Regions from separate parts of the Homo sapiens genome. Here region 2 is linked to region 1. Evidence: read pairs that join two places in POLR2A ChIA-PET (ENCODE). Cell type or tissue: OCI-LY7. All regions are shown on one strand. Links, peaks and the distances in the headings refer to the core of each region. The heading gives the core; the rest is flanking DNA.

Region 1 (2,800 bases), core at 88-2,587:
AAATCTTTGATTTCAGATGCTTGAGGGAGTGTCCTGATCCTAAGTGCTTCTTGCACTTCACCAGCTTGACTTTCCATCTCTCACTGGGCCCACTGCAGCACACACTTGGCTCCAGCTGGAAAATCCTGAACAGAGCTTCCCGGCAGGTGAACTGCCATAAGTGGGTTATAAGCTTGCTGAGATAGTGTTCAGAGTGCCCATGTACCTGGGGTGGCTGGAGCCCCTGAGCCAGCCCCTCCCAGTCAGGAGCACTACAAATACAGTTTTCCATGTAAGCCATCAATATGACAACAGTTGGGAGGCACTGCTGTGAAAAACAGAACACTGACTAACTCACTCCCCAAAATGCAGGAGTGTTCCTAGGAGTATTTCTAGAAGGTCCTTCATTTCCCTTTTTCCCTACATCCACTTCATCAGTAAGACCTGTCAGTTCTACCATGAAAATATATCTCCAATCCATCTACTTCTTCCATCTCCACTGCAACCACCTTCTATAAACACCATCATCTCTTACAGGGACTGCTTCAATAACCCACTAACTGGCCCCCTTGCTTCTGCTCTTGTCCCTGGACAATCCATTCTCCAGTTCTTCATAAAATGTACATCAGATGATGACAGCTGGACCTCCTTCCCAGGCCTGTAACATCTGCAAACGATCTGGCCCTTGCTTCCTCCCCAGCCTCACCTCACATCTGCTCCTTCTCTTTCTTCCCTTCAGCTGCAGTGGCCTTCCTTCTCGTCCTTTCTATGTCTCTCTTTTCTAGCTACCTGAAACTCTGTCTCCAATTTTTCACAGTTCTCAGCTCCAACTAAATTAGTCACCCATGCCACCCATAACCAACCTCAATTACATCTCTGTTCTTATTTTCCCTCACATCACTATCTGAAATCATCAGATTCATACATGTTTATTTTATGTCTCTCCCATCTCACCTCTCCCCTACACACACACACACACACACACACACACACACACACACACACACACACACACACGATAATATAAACTATATGAGGGCAGGGAGCTTATCTTTTCACTGATATGTCTCCAGCCCCTGGGCTTGTGTTGACCGCATCACAGACAATCAGTAAATATCTGTGTAAAAAAAAGGAATGCAATTTCTTCACTTAAAAACTCACCATTCACCTAGATTTAGGAAATAAAAATACAAGACACCCAGTTAAATGTGCATTTCAAATAAACAACAAAAATTTCAGTAATACGGGTAGCTGGGACATGCCATATTTGGAACACATTTATACTAAAAAAGTATTCATTGTTTATCTGAAATTCAAATTCCACTGGGCATCCTGTGTTTTATCTGGCAATGCTAGGCATGCAGAATACCAAAAGTAAGCACCAGGCAGGCCAGAGTCCCACCATGAGCATCTTCAGGGCCCCTGGATGTGGAAGAGGGATGTTGAGGGCCCAGGGGCTGCCTTGCCGGTGCATTGGCTGCCCAGGCCTGCACTGCCGCCTGCCGGCAGGGGTCCAGTCCACGAGACCCAGCTCCCTGCTGGCGGAAGTCCATTTCAGAGCTTCCGGTTCTCCCAAGTCCAAGGATTATGCTCACTCCCCACCCACAGTCTCTTAGTGTCTGTCCCTGCTCTAAAGATGTTGTCTGGGCTTGATATTAATATGAGAGCTGACTGTTCCCTTCCTGATCTAGACCATAACCATCTTCAAGTTAAATTGCTCCTCCTCTTCTAACTGCCCAACCTCACCCACGTCTGACCATACCCAAGCACAGAGAAGTGGGTTTAATGGACCTTCACACAGAAGGACACATCCTCTCCTATAATGCTTTACATGGAAGGTTCAGACATAACCTGAGTCCTGCTTGGGGTAGCATCATCATGACTCTCTTGCCCTGGTGTCCTTGCAATATTCCTTGAAAGGCATCCCTCCCCCAAGGAAGGGCAGGCACTGAGCACAGCAATGCAGTATAATGGCTAAGAGTGGGATCCCGGAGCCAGCCTGCTTGGGTTCACATCAGCTCCGGCTTTTACCAGTTGTGTGACCTTAAGCATGCCCTAACTCTCCAAGTCTCAATTGCTCCATCTGCAAAATGGAGATAGTAATAGCTTTTCTCACAGGACTATTGGAAAATTTAGTGAGGTCACACATGCAATACACCCAGCAGATAAATGATCTATGAATGTCAGGTATTGCTGTTGCATATTTAATTTAAATGTTGCCATTTTTATTAAATAGACATATGAATAGAGTTCCTAAGAGTGTTACTCTCATCAATGCTGCTCAGGGAAAAGATGCTGAGTAAATCTAAATTTTAAAGTTGCAAAATCTAGCAAAAGATTGTTGATATGTTGTATCAATCAATGGTTAAAAAAAAAAGACTGACATCTTTAATTTGCTTTCAGTGCTGCAAGCATGTCCTAGAGCTCCGTGATCCCCTGAGACCTGTGATCCTCTGAGACATGAGCCAGCTGTGCTCTCCCCAAGTCCCTAAGAGCATTAGGAGCATGAGAAGTGAGCATTCCAGCCCCTTGTTCTTATGTCTTCCAAACATTGTAACAGGCTTGTTCATGAGAGGCCACAATGCATGATCAAGTGACCCCACCACTGAGGAATAGGAGAAAGCCTCAAGATTCAGTGGCCCACTAAGGACGTATTGCCCTAAGTTTCTCCAACCCATCTTCCTATTGGCATCTGGAGACTATGCCTCTTCCCAAGGTGCTGAGGGTGCTGCAGACCCCACTTGCCCTGCAGGCCCCACCCGCCCACCAGCGAAGAAGGGCTGCCTTTCATTAGCCCAAAACTGCCACTCAAGAGGGGTCC
Region 2 (2,800 bases), core at 116-2,615, 340 kb after region 1:
GTGGTGGCGGGCGCCTGTAATCCCAGCTACTTGGGAGGCTGAGGCAAGAGAATCGCTGGAACTCGGGAGGCGGAGGTTGCAGTGAGCTGAGATCGCACCATTGCACTCCAGCCTGGGCAACAAGAGGGAAACACTGTCTCAAAAAAAAAAAAAAAAAAAAAAAAGCAGCAACAGCAGAAAATTAAAAAGGGTTGACTGGCAGAGGTAGGCACAAGGTCAGAATCGAGGAACAAGAGCTGTCAGAAATGACACAGACAAAGATAGTTAAAATAATAGAATTCTAAGGCCGGGAAGGTGGCCCATGCCTGTAATCCCAGCACTTTGGGAGGCCGAGGTAGGCGGATTACCTGAGGTCCGGAGTTCGAGACTAGCCTGACCAACATGGAGAAACCCCATCTCTACTAAAAATACAAAATTAGCCGGGCATGGTAGCACATCTGTAATCCCAGCTACTCGGGAGGCTGAGGCAGGAGAATCACTTGAACCTGGGAGGCAGAGGTTGCGGTGAGCCAAGATCACGCCATTGCATTCCAGCCTGGGCAACAAGAGCGAAACTCCATCTCAAAAAAAAAAAAAAAAATAGATTTCTGGTATTTTAAAGGAATGCAGCCATCTTAGAAATATTACTTAGATGAAATGATCCTTCTCTGCACATGATATAATTAACCATATGCCCACATTTGAGGGTGCTCCAAGACCAATAGATCCTAAAATTAGTTTTGCCAGTAAGCAACCTACCAGATCATCTGCAAGTAATGCAAGAGAAATCACAGATCATATTTAAGACCTCAGTGAAGGCTGGGCACAGTGGCTCATGCCTGTAATCCCAGCACTTTGGGAGGCCAAGGCGGGCGGATCACCTGAGGTCGGGAGTTCAAGACCAGCCTGACCAACATGGAGAAACCCTGTCTCTAATAAAAATACAAAAATTAGCCAGGCGTGGTGGCACATGCCTGTAATCCCAGCTACTTGAGAGGCTGAGGCAGGAGAATCACTTGAACCCGGGAGGCAGAGGTTGTGGTGAGCCGAGATTGTGCCATTGCACTCCAGCCTGGGCAACAAGAGTGAAACTCCGTCTCGGAAAAAAAAAACCTCAGTGAAAACCCCCTTCTTGCAACACAAAGCAGTGCCTTCCACCCCTCCCTGACTGTTGCCATGTATGACAAACATCCCATATGCAGAGATGAGTCCAGGCCAGACACAAGGACACACAAAACACAGAAGGACCCCACAGAAGACAGCCAGTTCTCTACACAACAGTAAAATCAGAGAAGCTGGAAAGGAAGTTGAGGAGTGAATGGGGCAATACAGAAATTGAAAGAAAAAAGGACACAAACTGATTGGAGAGCGGTGAGCCAATGAGCAATTGCACCTGGTGCAAAATTCCTGTGCCCCAACTGCTAGAGCAGCTGCCCCTCAAATTGACAGAATGTCTGAGCTTCTTCACAGTTGCAGGGTGGAAGGCATCTCTAAGGTCCTAGGCTCTCCCAGGTTGGAAGGGCATTTTTCAAGAATAGTGGCATCTGAGGGATGGGGCTATGGAGAATCATCATCTCAGCACCTCCAATGGCTTTACTGAATGTACAGATTTAAATAATGTTTTATTTATGAGATGGAGAAAAAGCCAAGGTGGACTGAAATGACAGTATTAAAAATCTAGCCCACAGAGGCCGGGTGCAGTGGCTCACGCCTGTGATCCCAACACTTTGGGAAGCCAAGGCAGGTAGATCACTTGAGCTCAGGAGTTCGAGTCCAGCCTGGCCAACACAGTGAAACCCCGTCTCCACCAAAAATACAAAAAAATTAGCTAGGCATGGTGGCACATGCCTGTAATCCCAGCTACTAGGGAGGCTGAGGCAGGAGAATCACTTGAACCCAGAAGATGGAGGTTGCAGTGAGCTGAGATTGCACCACTCAAGCCTGGGCGACAGAGTGACTCTATCTCAAAAAAAAAAAAAAAAAAAAAGGAAGAATCCAGCCTACAGAAATACTCATGCAGCTGCAAAAAGATATTCACTGGAGCATTATCTGTAAGACTGAGAAACTGAAACCAACGTACATGGCCATTAACAGAGGACCAGCTAGATAAATAAACTACTATGCATCCTTAAAATTCACATGAAATAATATGAAGCATTTTTTAAAAAGTAGATCTGTAAGTAGAAAAGAATGTCACTGATAATGCTAGAGGAAAAGCACACTGTAGAATTACATGTAGACTAGTATGACCTCATTTTTGTAAAAGAACAAAACTACACCTCTTTTTTTTTTATTTTTATTTTTTTGAGATAGAGTCTCACTCTGTTGCCCAGGCTGGAGTGCAGTGGTGCGATCTTGGCTCACCGCAACCTCTGCCTCCTGGGTTCAAGCGATTCTCCTGCCTCAGCCTCCTGAGTAGCTGGGATTACAGGCACCTGCCACCACACCCAGCTAATTTTTGTATTTTTAGTAGAGATGGGGTTTCACCATGTTGGCCAGGCTAGTCTCGAACTCCTGACCTCAGGTGATCTGCCCACTTCAGCCTCCCAAAGTGCTGGGATTACAGGCATAAGCCACCACACCCTGCCAAAACTACATCTCTTGAAGGAACAAGAAAAAAAAATCAGTGTGCCTGTGGTCCCTGCTACTCAGGAGGCTGAGGCAGGAGGATAGCTTGAGCCTAGAAGTTCGAGGCTGAAGTAAGGTATAATCACACCACTGCACTCCAGTCTGGGTGACAGAGCAAAATACCTGTCTCTTTAAAAAAAAAAAAAAAAAATCAGGAAGAATATGCAAACTGCTAATAGTGCTTACTGTGAGA

The links. Peaks named below come from ENCODE experiments on the same cell type or tissue, not always from the same donor. Only the 100,000 strongest peaks of a DNase experiment are listed, where the experiment ranks them.
Region 2: POLR2A ChIA-PET joins it to region 1 with 5 read pairs; 1 of 35 experiments calls an interaction of 5 or more read pairs at or near these places.

Annotation. Positions count from the first base shown.
Region 1 is chr14:22,470,225-22,473,024 of GRCh38, forward strand. The region is part of intron 2 of TRD-AS1 (TRD antisense RNA 1); the gene reads right to left. It also overlaps TRA. Among named protein-coding and RNA genes, the nearest start is that of TRD-AS1, 11 kb to the right of the region's middle. RefSeq lists enhancers at 969-1,470, 1,355-1,649, 1,471-1,970. In OCI-LY7, for the core only: a CTCF peak has its summit at 1,482 (motif pointing left); a DNase peak (open chromatin) is centred at 1,507; H3K4me3 peaks cover 49 bases; H3K27ac peaks cover 2,187 bases.
Region 2 is chr14:22,809,900-22,812,699 of GRCh38, forward strand. All of the region lies in intron 2 of SLC7A7 (solute carrier family 7 member 7), which reads right to left. Among named protein-coding and RNA genes, the nearest start is that of SLC7A7, 4.1 kb to the right of the region's middle. In OCI-LY7, for the core only: no CTCF peak of the experiment used is centred there; DNase peaks (open chromatin) are centred at 1,362 and 2,012; H3K4me3 peaks cover 2,030 bases; H3K27ac peaks cover 1,940 bases.